Regions from separate parts of the Mus musculus genome. Here region 2 is linked to region 1. The links are chromatin loops, found by intact Hi-C in ENCODE. Cell type or tissue: heart. All regions are shown on one strand. Each heading gives the region's core, and the rest is flanking DNA. Links, peaks and the distances in the headings are about the cores only.

Region 1 (7,972 bases), core at 1,076-6,075:
CTGGGTAAAATAAGACCATTTCCATACCTGTATATAACATACTTTGAGCATGTCTACCTTGCATTCCTTCTAATGGCCCTCCTCTCTCCTCCCTTGTGTATACTCGTCTGTTTCTTCTTCCAGACAGCTCCGTTTCTGCTTTCACATCATTGACACACACAGTATCTCTTTGAAACTCCCATCTTGGGATCCAGAATTTATCTAGATGGCCATATACAGAAAGGAAATTAAACACATGGGGAGAAATGTTTGGCCTTCTCCTCACTAAATAGGGGGTTCTGAACTCGCCAGTGCCACCACCAGCACCAGGTGGCAGTGGCAGGACTTTGGTTGTGTGTACTTGGCCTATTAGACACATTCTTTTTCCTATTGTGGGGTCCCCTAACTGCCCAAGCTCGGAACAGCTGAAAATGGATGGTTTTCCTATTGCATGGAGTAGGAGAGAAAGGGGCAGTTGAGTCAGGGGAGGGCTAGAAGTTCTGCTTGCCAGAGAGCTGGGCGTTTTCTTTAGCTCAGCAGCAACCAAAGACAGAAAAGATATAAGGAGCCTGCTTCTGACATCACCCTCACCTCTGTTCAATTTCTGACCAGCCCTGGACTACTGACATCATTGAACCAGCAGGCCAATCAGCTAATGGCGCCAGAGGCATACGACTTATGGCAGAGCTGAGCCTTCAAGCGGACAGACTGATGACAGACACACAGTTTGTCATTCCTGTCTCTTTTTTTCTTTTGTTTTGTTTTAAATTCAGACATTTCTATACTATTTGCCCAAATCTGCCCAAACTTGAAGCTGAGACTGGATGCTACAAATAGCCTGGCACCCTCCACCCTTGAGCCAAGGCTAGCCATCCCCACAGCTCACCAAGTGACCACAGGAGAAAACTCAGCACTCGAACTCTTAGGATATGGATGCAGGCTTTCTGTGACACATCGTCGTTCACATTCTTGCCTGGTACTCCCTGGGAAAGAGGCAGGGAAAAACCATGAAACTGAATCACCCAGTGCAAACTCCCATCTTAGTTGGAAAGCTGTCTCCGTTCTCCTCGTAGGCAATATAAACATTTACAATACACACCTGTGCGATACTTTCCCGGAGTGCACAGAACCAGGGCAAAGGGAAGTGAGACTGCTCTGATTTTTCACTCCTCCATTCAGGAACAAAGGGAGAGATTCTCTGAGGGGCAGCAAAAGTAGGGGATCATATTGCAAGCGTCTGCCTTGCCAGGCTCCCCCATCTTTGAAGCTGGACAGACTCTCCTCTCGGGTTGCAGAGGCCCAGATGTCTGATTTTGAAAGGAGGCTTTGTGTTGCCATAATGAGGCTACACACTGTAGGCTTTTTATTTAACATGTGATGCAGTTCCCCATCAAATCACAGTAGATTTACCCAAAAGGGAATACATTAACAAGATGATCCATCGAAAGGGGCCAGGCTTTAGTGTAAGACACCCGAGCTTAGCACTTTAAAATATCATCTCCTTCTACAGTCTCAGGCCCTCCATCCTCCCACCCTACCCCCCACCGAGGCATGTGCACACACATAGGCACACATATACACTGACACCAACACAAATACCACCAAAAATAAGACCCTAGCAAGGAATCAGACAAATTTGAGGATGGGACTTGGTCCTACCATCTGCAGTGGTCTGAGTCACTTGCAGGGATGTGCTGGCTCCTTATAAGTTGTGACCTTGGACAACTAATTTCACCAGTATGAATCTCAGAGTTTATCAGCAGAAAACAAACTTCAAACTCTGGAGAGGTCAGAGGTGTAGCTCAGCAAGGACTTGCCCTACTGTGTGCAAGGATGGATTTCAGCTCTCCAACACCTCTCACAAGCAAACAAACCCAGTCCGGTCATCCAGATTGTAGTAAGAAATTGAAAAAAAAATCGATGATTTAACGCATTAGCTATTATTGATTAAAGTTTAGCAGATAATAAATTCTCTATTAGAGCATTCAATTTCTCTTTTCTCCTTTTTGGGGGGATTTGGGGTAGGAGTAGATTTTATGAACTGTGTGCAGCCAGTGGTGACCTTGAACTTGTGCCTCTCCCTCCAAGCACTGAATTGTGCACAACTGCCCAGTTTTCTATTGTTAAAGGATTCCCTAAATCGCTTTTTCTGGAAGGAAGATAATGACTGAAGAGCCACTCCCTCCTGGTCTTCAGCTGGCTCAGCCTTCTCGAGCAGCTGCGGAAGACATTCCCACCAAGAGCAATTTAGAAACCAGACCAAGTGAAGATGGTCTTTGTGCATCTGGACAAGTTGCAGTCTCTGAAGAAGTCCTTTCAGAAGTCAGGGCCACAGGAATGTGTAAAACTGCTCCCTCCTCTGTGACCAACAGGAAGAAACAGCATTGGCCTCCCTTCCCCCACTACAGCTCAGCCTATCCCTCCGTTCTTCTGTGGGCTGAAGCCTTAAACAGCCGCCTCTTCAAAGGCTGTTCTTGAACAAAGAAACTCTAGAGGAGTTCTCTGTAGTGTGACTTGTCCAGGAAGTAAAGGGTGTGTCGGAAGAAGGTGTTTCTCCAGCGGGAGAGATGATAGCTCTGTCAGGAAAGCATTTGCCTTGCAAGCAGGAGGACCCGAGTTCAATCTTCACACCCCACATAAAAATGGCTGTTCATGGTGGCACTCGCTCATAATCCCAGGGCTGACGAGGCATAGACAAGCAGATCTCTGAGCTAAGTTTGAGCCAGACCTCTAGGATTTAGGACCTACTACTCAACAGTCTTGGCATTGCCCATTGCTGGATCTTGGTTTCTCCTTTTACAACAACGGCAGCTTGCTTGCGTTCAACTATAGTTAAGAATACTATCAAATAGGACCGTTCGTCTCTGATTACGAACCGCAGTTCTGCAGGCTGGTGAAGTGGCTCACCAGATACAATACTTGCTTAACATATCAGAAGCCCTGGATTTGAGCTCCAGAACCACTTAGAACCCGGCACGGTGTTGCATGCCTTTAATCCTAGCACTTGGGAACTGGGGTCTGGAGGATCGGGCATATACGGTTATTCTGGGCTGGGTAGCAAGTTCAAGCTCAGCACTGCAGATCTGGCCGGTGAACAGTGAGACTCAAATGGTTGCAACGTCTGTAACATCCTTCCTGGTTTTCATCACGACATCTGTAAATCATGCTATATAATCCCAGGCTGGAACGTTGACTTTTAGTTCTACGCGTTGCCCCTTTCCTATATATTTAAACAGCTGTAAGTGTCAAACTTTTCGGGTAGTCCTTTCTCTAGCACAGGACTCTGGGCAAGCAGTAAGAAGTGCTATAAATCCTTGGGGTTTATATTTATTGGAAGCCTTTTAGGCTATTCCAGGAGACCCTGTGATTTCCTGTGGAGGACAGGTGGATTTTCTGTTTCTATACAAAACCAGAGGCGCCTCGTAATTACGTTGACACGGACCTGCAGCGCCACCTGTTGGCCGATGTCTTGACAATCACCACTCGGCACAAAATTATCAGGGGAATAAAATTTTTATTTCCAAAGAAGCAGCCAAAGTGGGAAGATGCTGGAAGGCCACAGTTAAATGTCTCTTTCTTGTACCGGAGAAAGAGACTCTTGCCTCTCTGAAATTTTTGGAGCTTCTTAATTCTAGTTGGGCAAGAAGCAACAGTTGTCTACTTAAATGATAGGGTGATCTTACCGGGGCTATTTAAACATTTAAAGTTTACATATTTCAATTTATAGCATTTTAGAAGTAGAGATGAAAGTAAGGATCCGTTTCTGTTGATTTTTAAGCAGTTGTTCTGATGCTGTCCTTGCTGGCTTTTCTGCTGTTGTCAAAAACACCGGGACCGGAAACAATCTGGGGATGAAATGGTTTATTTCATCTTCTGCTTTCAGTCTTTGTCTGTCACTGAGGGAAGTCAAGGCAGGAGCTAGAGGCAGGAACTGAAGCAGAGACCATGGAGGAGCGCTCCCTGGCAGGCCTCCCCTATGCTTAGCTATCTTTCTTATACAGGCCAGGTCTACCTGCCTAGGAGTCCTGTACCCACGCTCAGCTGGGACCGCTTGCATCAAGTACTAAGTGATTTTGTTGTTGTTGTTTTGTTTTGTTTTTGTTTTTGATTTTCGAGACAGAGTTTCTCTGTGTAGCTCTGGCTGTCCTGGAACTCACTTTGTAGACCAGGCTGACCTTGAACTCAGAAATCCGCCTGCCTCTGCCTCCCAAGTGCTGGGATTAAAGGCGTGTGCCACCACAAGTACTAAGTGATAAAAGGCGCTGTAGACAGACTCACGTGATGGAAGAAATTCCCCAGTCGAGATTCTCTCTTCCCAGACACATCTATGTCTAGCTTTATGTGGCGCTGTGTGACCTATGCTCACAAATGCTGTCAAAGACCACAGTTTTGCTGGCCCTTCCTCTCCTGTCACAGAAGTTTGTTCGTTTCTCCTCTGCTGAGCTTCTTGTTTCGGGTTTGGATTTTTTAGGTTTTGGTTTTGCTTTTTTGTTTCTAGGTTTTTGTTGTTGTTGTTGTTGCTTTTGTTGTTTTGCTTTTTGTTTGTTTTGTGTTTTGGTCATGTGGAAACATTCTCTTGAGAACTGTGATTCGGGAAGAGCTCTGACTCATGCCTGGGAGTCTCTAAAGAGGCAAATTGCTCACTTGGAAGAACAAGGAGCCAATGAGGACCTGCCTCTCAGGCCGCCTCTCGGCTGCTTCTCTACCCTGGCCTCATCCTTTACAAAGGGATATAAAGTTAATTCAGATGAGCTCTGAGAAGACAGTCAATGGCCGTTCTCCTCAGTGATGAGAGCGCAGGGGTCTGAGCGCCCATAAAGACCATAGACAGAAGTCAGGGAACGCGCAGGGATGGTTCCACTGATTAATGAGAGTCCCAAATTCAAAGACAGACATATGCTTCTCCTTTAAAAAATGATAAATGAACATTCAAGGCCACCTTGGATTATACAAACAATTAAACAAACTCCAAACTGCAAGAAGGAGTTGATACTGTGAGTGTACAGAGACTCTCCAGTCTGCCTCCCCATTCTATCTGTGCCTACCTAGAAGGTTCCTCAGGGATGTGTGGTCCTCCCTCCCTCCCTTCCCTCCCTCCCTGCCTCCTTCCCTCCATCCCTCCCTCCCTCCCTCTCCTTCAGCACAACCCCCCCCCTCACTTCCCCATTATCTCAGCACATTGCATTTGCAAGTGGCCCCTACTCACTTGCTTCCTTGAGAATCCAGTTTTGTATACGGCCACTGGCATTTTAGAAATACAGATCCTGTCATTTCTCTGCTTAAAGCCACCAAGAAGGAACAAAACTCAACCTTCTTAGCACAGCATATCAAACTTTCCAGTTTGGCTCAGATTTCCTGCCCAGGTTTCTCTTCTGGCTCTGGCTCCACCACTCCAGGGCTAGGCGCTCTCTGACACGCACTGGTTGTCTTTGAGCGCTCTGTCTATATTTAAAGTCTGTTTCTGCAGCTGGCTGTGTCCTCCACTCCCATCTCTGGGTAAATTCTCCTTGACCCTTCAAGGTGCATTCCCGCTATCTCTGCTCCTCAGGAGCCTTCCCCAGAGCTAGCCTACAGGATGTGATTGCCCCTTGTTATCGCCTGTACATATTATACCATGAAATTCATTGTGTTATACCACTGGCTGATGAATCTTCCTCAATAGATCATGGGCTCTCTAACGTAAAAATCTCTGATAGATCCTGCTAAGGGCTTTAATTATCATGCGTTGTTCTAGAATAGTCACTGAAAATTAAACAAGAAACTGTCACTGTGCTAAAGACTAGAGATGCAAAAATTAGCCACAAAATGATTCCCACGGTCCCGTCAATCAAGGTCTAAAATGCTTGCGAACAGAGATGTGTGCTGTGTGTTCTACAAAGGCTAAATCCCACTGCAGTGCAGCAACTTCGACTGGAGAGGAACAGAATCAGCAATGAAATGCTGTATGGAATATGTGATACTTTAGGTTTCTTTCCACGTAATTATTTTATTTTATTAACACATGGTCTCAAGTAGCCCAGGCAGGCCCTGGGCTCACTATATAACTGAGGGTGGCCTTGAACTCCTGATCCTCCTGCTTCCATCTTCCAAGGGCTGGGATTATAGAACTACGTTATCCCAATGACTCAACATCTTAGTGTTTACTTAAATATATAACAGCTGTATACGTCTTTACCATCTTAAATTATGGAGTGTTTTAAATTGTATTTATCTGGTGAGGAGACACGCATGTGGAGATCCGAAGGCAATTGCTGGTTGGTTGTTTCCTTCTTCTGGGTGAGCTCCAGGGATGGAATCCAGGCCCCCAGACTGCTCTGCAAGCTCCCTTACACGCTGAGCCTCGCAGGCTCCTTTTGTTGTGTTTCTGCACTTGACGACAGGGCCTGACACTTTGCATATGCTAGTATTCTGCAAGCATGGGATGGTAATGCAGTGTTTGCAGAATGAGCAAGTGTACGGACGGATGAGTGGATGAGCTCCTAAAATGATGGGCAGGTGGATCTACTCTCAGGGAATGCCCACAGTGCTTGCATGCGGAGCTTGGGCCTGGGAGAGGGGTGCCGTTCATTGATTCCTAAAAGCCGTAACTCTCTTCTGAGCTTTCCCACATCCCGCCAAGGCATAAACACTGGAAACTATTTCTTGTCGGCGTGATCTAATTAGACTCTTCCCGTTAGAGGCACTTCCGTGACCTTTAACTCCAGGTGGAAACGAAAGGCTATTGTCTTCTGGTGGCAGGGCTGCATGTCCCCTCCAACGCCCTACAAGGAGTTTCTCAGGTTGGTGTCACAGGTTATGCAGGCACCTGCAGATGGCTTTGCTGCGACTCCTCCGATTTGGGATATCTCAAAACTTCTGTCAACCTTTATTTCTACAACTTCCTAATAATTCCTTTTACCCTATAAATTCCTTCCTATCCATAAAACCTAGGATGAACTCCAAGAGATATGGATTCTTGGTTGGAAATTAAAAGGAGCCAGTTAGTAATCCCATTAAACATTCAATTTAATCATTTTTTATAAGAACATATATTAAAGTATATAATGCTTAAATGCAAACACTCAACTTGTAGGAAGTGAATATGTTCAAAGTACATTGTATGCATGTATGAAATTCTCAAATAACTAATTAAAGGACACACACACACACACAGTAAAATCATAATGAAAACAGAACCAACTAATAGAGAAAACCTAAAATATTAGATTTTCACAAAACTAGTGACCAAACTTTTAAACCTCGGCTGAGAATAGCTGACAAAATTACAAGGAGAAACTAATGAGTTCCCAGTTTTCCATGGGGAATGCAAAGATACTCCCCTAATAAGTGATAAGACAGGGAAAAGTGCAAGCAGCAGACATTCGAAAAGCCATGGCACAGAATTCGCTTAGTGCCAAGTACACATTAAGTATTTACCATAACATGCTATACTCCGGGCTCAGTAAATGAAAACGGCCTCAGTAAATTCAGAACAGACCCAGTCATATGCAGTATGCCCACCAATTAAGCCTAATTGAATTACAAATTAATAATACAAAGATTCTGGGAACGCCTCAACTATTTTAAAATGAAACAGAAAATTTCCAAACTGATCAAGTCAAAAAAAATCACAAGGGGAGCTAAAAATATTTTGTATTGAGTCAAATAAAAACAAAACAGCCCCAGATTTGGAGGATGCAATCAAGATGGTGCTAGGAAGACATTTATTGGGCCCTGTGGCCGTATCTGCAAAGAATCAGTTCTCAAATCAATTACCTCATCTTCTACTCAAAGACACTGGCATAGTAAAATGAATTTGATCCAAGGAAAACAGAAGAGGGAGGTAATAAAAGCAGGAGAGAGGAAAATACTAGAGTAAATTAAGTTAACCAACTGGGAACATAAAATTGATAAAATTTTAGCCAGAGTTTGATTAGGAAAGATGACAATACCTACAATTTACTAATCTCTGGAATGAGAGGTATAATTGCCATATAGATTCTGTAGAATGAAA
Region 2 (7,972 bases), core at 1,300-6,299, 600 kb before region 1:
ACAATGGACCAATATCTGACTGCTACTGATCACCTTGCAATCTTCTCTTCTTTCAGTTCAGGACCCAGTCCCAGAAATGGTGCCAGCCACATGTAGGGCTGGGTCTTCCTACCTGACATGACCTAATTCACAAAATCCCTCACAGGCTTGGCCATAACTGGCCTAATCCAGACAACGCCTCTTTGAGACTCAGCTTGAGATTGCTTTGGGTTTTGCTACTTACTATCACTGATATCCTTCCTCTGTAATGCTTATAGGTCTTCATTCTCTCTACCGAAATGTCCATTTAGGATACTAGGACCACGCAGTCTTGTTTCTTTTCCATGGTCCTCTGAGGCCCTGGACTCATTAAAGGCGAGAAGTGGCTACGTCTTTAGAGAAGAACATCATGTTCTTCATCTCTTGGGCTTAGCACATGTCTGACACATAAAATGTCATCATGGTTTTCAGATCCTCTGTTCATGCATAGAGCAGCATCGATGCCCACGTGTGTGCCTGTGGCTGCCGTTGGAAAGTGGGGTGGAGCAGTAGCCACTTGCAGCACAGCTGTAGTGAGCTTGTGCCCTTGTTAAGGACTTATGGACACAGAGCACAATGTGCATATGCTACCTTCCTTAAGCAGTGGCTCCTTACATCTTATATGTCTGTTTGTGACTTGTTCTACCCTCCTTTTCTTCATGCCTGGCTTCTTCATTGTCACTTTGGATGCCATCACGAAGACATCAACCCAGAGTGATCTCCCTTCCTTACATTTGACACTCAGCAGGCCGGTCATTTTAGCCCCTAAACGCAGTATATTCCTGACCAACCTTAGCTCCTCCCTGAGTTCATTCACCTTGCTTGGTCCCTCTTTGAAGCCCCTATCATTCAAATATGATCTAGATAATTAGGAAAACTCAACATGTTTGCAGCACCCATATTAGCAGATTAAAACCTCCTGTGACTCAGGTTCCATGGGATGCAATGCCCACTTCTGACATTTGTTGGTACTGCATGCACATGGTGCACACACATACAAAGATATCCACATATGCATACCATTAATGAGAATAAAGAAACCTTAAATATTGAATAAAAAACCCACAAGGTATTATGGTCCCACTATATTCTAGGAGCTACTAAGAATGTTTCACATATACTTCATTGTGGAAAACAATGACCTTCTCTTTGGCAAATGGCAATGAGGCTGGTCCTTTAATAAAAACAGAGGAATGAAATGATTGAAATAAGAAGTCAGTGTCTAAAATAACTTTCTCAAATAAGGTCAGTTTTAAAATTTTATAGTGACCGCAGTAAGGCACATGACCAAAGAGATCATAAAACAAGCTTTTGCATGCTTTGTGTTATATCTAGTATGAACTATATACACATAACAGCTTTTACTCTTCTTTAATAGTCAATGTCTGTGTGTCACAATGCTTGGTTTGCCTGAGCCTGGTATTGAGCCCATGACTGTGCTGATTTCTGATGTAGGTTATGAAAGAGAACTAAGTTAGATACTTAAATCAGAAGAAAAAGAGGAAAAAGAAAAGGAGGAGGAGGAGGAAGAGGAAAAGGAGGAGGAAGAGGAAAGGAGGAGGAGGAAGAGGGGAAAGGAGGGAGGAGGAGGAAGGAGGAAGGAGGAGGAGGAAGAGGAAGAAGAGGAGGAAGGAGGGAGGAGGAGGAAGAGGAAGGAGGGAGGAGGAGGAGGAGGAGGAGGAGGAGGAGGAGGAGGAGGAGGAGGAGGAGGAGTACTGCTCCTGGACCACTGTCTTAGTTAGGGTTTCTGTTGCTGTGATTAAAACACATCACCAAAGCATCTTGGAGAGGCTTACCTCATCTTCCAGCCTGTAGTCCATCATCCAGAGAAGTCAGGGTGGGAACCCAAGGCAGGAATGGGGAGACAAGAGCTGATGCAGAGGCCATGGAGGAGTGCTGTATGCTGGTTTACTCCACACTGCTTGCTCAGCTCTCTATACAACCCAGGACCACCTTCCCAGAGGTGACACTGCCCACTGTGGGCTGGACCCTTCCACATTAGTCATTCATTAAGAGCATGCCTCCACAGACTTGTCTACAGGCCATTTTCTTAACCGAGTTTCCTCTTCTCAGGTAACTTCAGCTCCTGTTGAATTGACAAAGAATGAAAAGAAAAGAACAAACAAACCCTATATTTATATGATATGATACTGGTGGCCACATTGAGAAGAAGAGTAACAAAATGGGGGGTTGACGTTAGGACTTTAAAGCTGAAGGTCCAGTTTGGAAGAACAGAAGTGTAACTGCTCTTGCAGTCTAAGGGATTTCGGGTCTCTCTGCTGGTACCGGGCTCTGTAGTTTGGAAGCAGAAGTTGGAAAGTGAATGGCAAACTTTCCTGATGATGTATGCTTTAAATTTGCATGTGATTGCGTTTCTTGTGGTACTAATATTTTCTCCCTTTCTCGTTATTTTTGACACTTTCAGTGGAAGCCCCTCTCCTTTACTGACTCTTAACTACCAATTTTAATGTCCTAAAGTCTGAATCTCAGCTAACAACAACAAAGTAGACAAAGTCAATAAATTGGGAAAGTCAACCCGTGCAAACCTTGCCTTATCTCTGAGCACATAATTAGGATTAGTTAGCACATGAAAGACTGGGAGCCAGCGCGTATGTTTTGCTGGTAAGCAAATAAATGTCACTGTCTCTAAGTTTTGAATTTGAGACTTTGGAAAGAAGTTAAAATTGCAGTTTATTCCTCGGCTACAGTCTGCAGTGAATCCAGCAAGTGGATCCTGAGCCACCTGACATGACAATTTGAGTCAAATTATTATGTAGAGTCCACAAAGAGTGTTAGACACTTTGAGTTTCATAATTGCAGACTAAGACTGTCCATGAACATTCCTGGAAGAAACAACTTACGTAGACTTCAGACTTCCAGGTCTGACATCAGGCTGTGCCTGTAATTCCATTTATACAGTTTCCAGTTGCTGGTCAGTCCATCCCACTCATGATTTCCTTTCCCACCAGGAAACAGACACAAAAGACTGGAAATTTAACACCAAGGACTCTTCAAGAAAAATAAGCCAAATGACCCAAAAGATCAATGGTGGTTGAGCTGCTCCTGGTAGATCAGTCTTAGGGCAAAGGTTATATAATATTCCTGGTTTGGTGGCAGGGGCATGAGACTGTACATACCCTCGTGCACCTTTGATATTTAAAATGCATCCATCCAAACAAATGGTCTTCCAACAGTCTATCTGCTCTTCATACCCTAGCAAGCCTTCCAGCGGCCCACGGCTGGAGGATATATTTGGAAAGAGTGCTTTTCTACCCTTAGCTCATCCAGGTAACTGGTCCAGAGCAGCCAGGCTCCCTCCCGAGATGTAAATAGCTATTACACGTTGGCGCTGTGTGTCATAAACCGGCTCTGTTATTTCCAGTAAGACTCCTTAGCTGCAGTTCCAAAGAATTGATTACGCAGGTCTCTCTCCTGAACACATCCCTTCCCCACTGACATTTACACTGGTCGAGGGTTTTTATGTAACTCGTTACAGCATCGTCTGAACCTTTAAAAATGGTGTTAGTCTTTCTAGAACCCTCTGGCCCAGGAGAAGCCGTTTATTGCACTTAAATGCTTAGAGTGGGACCCTGAACTTCTCTGATTGGAAAGCCTTTCAAGGAACTGATCTTGTTATTTTCCCAAGCTGGGCTGCAAGGAGCAAACGCAGATATCAGTGACCAAAAGGCCCCCTGCCTTCAAAATGCTGAGAAGCAAGGAAATGATCCCAGCGTTTAAAGCTTTCTAGTTTCCGCCTCTGTGACCCTTATCTGGACAGCTGTGAGGAACCTTGCCAACTGGCTCCCGCCCAGACTTTATGGGATCGCAGTGGAGGAAACGGTCTGGTCAGAAGAAACATTGTACAAATTGTTTCTAGTTTCAAAAACCTGTCTTTTGACAAAGCCATGATTTCCAGCCATGCTTTATTTTCATCTCCCTTCCCCAGCCCCAAGGGTGACTAGCTGTTACCCTACCAAGATTTTTTTTTCTCTTCTTTCGTAACTTCTGTGATTTTTTTTTTTCCATTTTGTTTTTGTTTTTCCAGTCTCTTTTGGGAGGGGTGTGTGAAAAAGCATGTGACCAGGGAACTTCTCTTTGAGAGATACTATATATTTTAAGAATTTCTGTTGCCTTCAGTTTGAATAAAATATCACTGAAGTGATCTTATAAAATGCACTTTTCCCTGCTGTCCCTCATTTCATTCTGTATTTTCTTCCTGGCCTGGCTTTTTCTACATTCCCAGTGGCCATAAAATGCTGGATGTCATCTCAAAATTGAATGCCCATAACTACTGTTGACACTGTCATATATGCTGTAGAAATGGTGTTCAGCTCTGTGTAGAACACTCTAGGCCTTTAGCTTTAGCCCTAGCCAAGAGCTTCAGTTTAAACAAGCTCAGGGGGTGTTAACTTTGTAACCAAAAACTAACAAGAAGCGCTGGAAAGAAAGTGGGTAGAGCTGGGAAGAGGGGAGAAGAAGGGAGAGCAGGGAGGGAAGGGGAGGATTCATTCATTTTGCCTTGCAGATTGACAATACATTTATCTTCTTGGCAGAGAAGGTATTGTGGCTCACGCTGTCCTCCACTGTGATGGCAGGGCTGAGGCAGCTGTCTCACATCTGGGCAGATCTAGAAGCAGTGCAAACTGGAAAATAGCTAAGGTCCATCTCCATTGACTCATTTCTCCCAACCTGGTTTCACTTCCTGAAGACTTCACCAAGCAGTGCCTAAATAGTACCAGCATCTTAGGGAGAAGCTTTCACATGCAAACCTGCAGGGGGCATTGAACATTCAAGGCAGCAGAAGATGGCTTTGTGAGCTAAAAGCCATGTTGAGGGTGTGAGGGCATAGTACTTTTCTGTAAAACAAACAAACAAACAAGAAAACAAAGCAACCACAACAAAACCAAAACTGCACACACACTCTTCTTTCTCTTCACGACTTCTTGGGAAGTTACACCAGTCAGATGTCTTGGCATGTTTTGTGTCATTCGGTACCAGCCTGGTGGGGTTTGCCCTTCCTCTCCTCAATGGTTTTTTTTTTTTTTCTAAAAGTTAGGTAGATTTGATGAGTGTTGGTAACATGAGACATGCATTTAAAATGGAGTCTAGTGGCCAAGCACTCAACAACGAGTGGGATTCATCCTTCTTAGATACGCAATTTAAATTTGATATGGCCTAGTATCTGTCACACTTTTGACATGCATTTCCTGATGTTAGTGATAAGCTATACTGCCCGAGTACTAGATGATAAAGAGATGGACAGTCACTTATAGCCTAGAGGGTTGTCTGAGCATGACAGTTAATGGTGATGTAATGGCCAGTAAGTACTTAAGAGGGATATGTGTTTCCCTTCTAACAACACATATTCCAACTCCTTACATCCTCCAGATTTTCACAGATGAGGCAGTCAAGGTGCTATGATCAAAGTTGTGTGGCCTCCAACCCACGGGGCCATAACAGTCTTAACTCTTATGCCACTGTGCACAAGCAAGGTGCTCTCAGACAAAAAAGACGATGTGTCTAAATCACCTCTAAGCTTGGCAAAGGCACAGAAGAAGCCACAGGGAGGAGGGGGAGGAGGCAGCATTTGAGCTTGACTCTGAAGGATGAGTGGAGGATATTTATCAAGTAGAGATGACAAGAAAAAAAATGTATGCAGAAAAGTAAAGATCTTGGCACAGCCAGGCAACTGCAGAAGTGCACAGCATTTTCCGATGGCTTAAATGTCCCATACCTGCATGGATGGAGCCATTAGCCATGCAACCCGCAGCACAAGCTGGAACCTTGTTATGGAATGGTTTGCACAAAAGCCAAAACAAAGATCTTGTGGCCAGACAGTGTGGACTTTTGTGCATGAACAAAATAACATCTCTGAAGCTGAATTTTGGAGTCAGTTTGGGGAAGAGAATCGGATTGTCCAAGGCAGATGAAAGCATCATGAAGAGACAGGCTAAGAGGATGTGGCCTTCCTACTAAATATGTTGGCTGGTAATCCACGTGGTCACCAAAAGGTGGCTTGGGCTATCGTCTACAGAGTGGAAGCAGCCCAGACCTGATAGGGGAGCTCTGTCCCTGGTATCGTGGACCTCACTTCTTGCTACCTTTTTATCTTTGTGCTTCTTCCTTGGTAACAGAGAGCTGCTGTGTTTTTAGTATCACATTTGTATTCTCTGCTGGAAGAACCTAGAGGCTGAAGCACAAAAGGCAAATACAGCTGAGTATGTCTTTGTTCAAGAACTTTCTACTGATACACCGTTAATGCCAGGGTAACCAGAACCTCTGTTTATTGTCCTGAAATGATACTGCACTTTACAGTGTGATAGGTGGGCAGGCTGACAACACTTAATGAAATAGGATGGTGGAAGGCAGAGGAGACATTCCAGTGACCTATAGAAGAACACAAGAGACATGGAAAGGAGATCAGTGGTATGATGCCTGTTGTGCGGACATATGTTATGGCAGAAAATAGTATGACATAGAAAGAAGTGAGCTGAGAAAGGCTGACTAGGGCAGAGATCCAGAAAGTTGTAGTGGGTGGATCCTGATGTCATGGTTATAACTGAGGTAGAGCGGGAATGAGCCACCAAAACATACAGATATAATAATATATTTGATACATGGCATATTTAGTTTGATGGGTCTGGGGCAGTACCATGAAAACTTCAGTACCTGTATCAAGAAGCCTGAAGTTCAAGAGCTGAAGAACATTGGGCAAACCAAACCCATGTATCTGATTAAGAGACGTGGGGGGAGGGGTGTTTTTTGGGGGGACATTTTGGCTGGCATGGACCATGTTGGTAGGGACATTTGTGGAAACAAAGCTGCTTGCTTCATGACTTCCAGGAAGCTAAGACAACAAAAACACAAGAAAAATAAAAAGACAAAGAAAAAAAAAAAAAAAGAAAGAAAGAGCACCGACATCTCTTTGAAAGCATGACCCCAATGGCCTAACACCCTTCCAATAGGACACACCTCTTAAAGTGTCCTTGTCAGTGATAACACACATCTGGACTTTAACACGCATACAAAACAGAGCAGTAAGACCTAACAGATTGGGGCAGAAGACAGACTTGAGGTCGAGATAATAGTGTGGAATTATAAAATACAATTCATAGACCACATGAAGCTCAAGAAGAAGGAAGACCAAAGTGTGTGCTAAGGTCCTTCTTAGAAAGGAGAACAACATACGCACAGGAGCAAATATGGAGACAAAGTGCAGAGCAGAGTCTGAAGGAAAGGCCATCCAGAGACTGTCCCACCTGGGGATTCATTCTGGATACAGTCACCAAACTCTGATACTACTGTTGATGCTAAGAGGTGCTTGCTGAAAGGAGCCTGATATAGCTGTCTCCTGAGAGGCCCTGCCAGAGCCTTACAAATACAGAGGTGGTTGCTCCCAGCCAACCATTGCACTTAGTGCAGGGGTCCCCAATGGAGGAGTTAGAGAAAGGACTGAAGGAGCTGAAGGGGCTTGTAACCACATAGGAAGAACAACAATATCAACCAACCAGACCTCCCAGAGCTCCCAGGGACTAAGCCACCAACCAAGGAGTACACATGGCTCCGGCTGCATGTGTAGCAGAGGATGGCCTTGGCAGGCATCAATGGGAGGAGAGGTCCTCGATCCTTTGATTCCCCCAGTGTAGGGGAATCAAGGGTGGAGAGGTGGGAGTGGGTGGATGGGTGGAAGAACACCCTCATAGAAGCAGGAGGAGGGGGAATGGGATAGGGGGTTTCTAGGAGGGGTGAAACTGAATAAGGAGATAACACTTGAAATGTAAATAAATTTAAAAATAAATTAAGAGAAAAAAGACACATGGGGGAGGGGCATGATGAAGTTGGGGCATGACAAAGATGGGTATGACAAAGATGGGAGTGGGGCATAATGAAGATGGAGTGGGGCATCACAAAGAAGGAGGAAGAGCAAAAGATTAAGAACAAGTGGAAAGCATGA

Evidence for each region. Peaks named below come from ENCODE experiments on the same cell type or tissue, not always from the same donor. Only the 100,000 strongest peaks of a DNase experiment are listed, where the experiment ranks them.
Region 2: a loop joins it to region 1, with 3 times the contacts of the local background. A loop is called at or near these places in 3 of 42 quality-filtered maps.

What each region holds. Positions count from the first base shown.
Region 1 is chr9:116,421,901-116,429,872 of GRCm38, reverse strand. No RefSeq gene overlaps it. Among named protein-coding and RNA genes, the nearest start is that of Gm31559, 33 kb to the right of the region's middle. In heart, for the core only: a CTCF peak has its summit at 3,434 (motif pointing left); no DNase peak of the experiment used is centred there.
Region 2 is chr9:117,026,846-117,034,817 of GRCm38, reverse strand. The region is part of intron 3 of Rbms3 (RNA binding motif, single stranded interacting protein); the gene reads left to right. Among named protein-coding and RNA genes, the nearest start is that of Gm39452, 160 kb to the left of the region's middle. In heart, for the core only: CTCF peaks have their summits at 3,721 and 4,780 (motif pointing right); DNase peaks (open chromatin) are centred at 3,807 and 4,647; H3K27ac peaks cover 691 bases.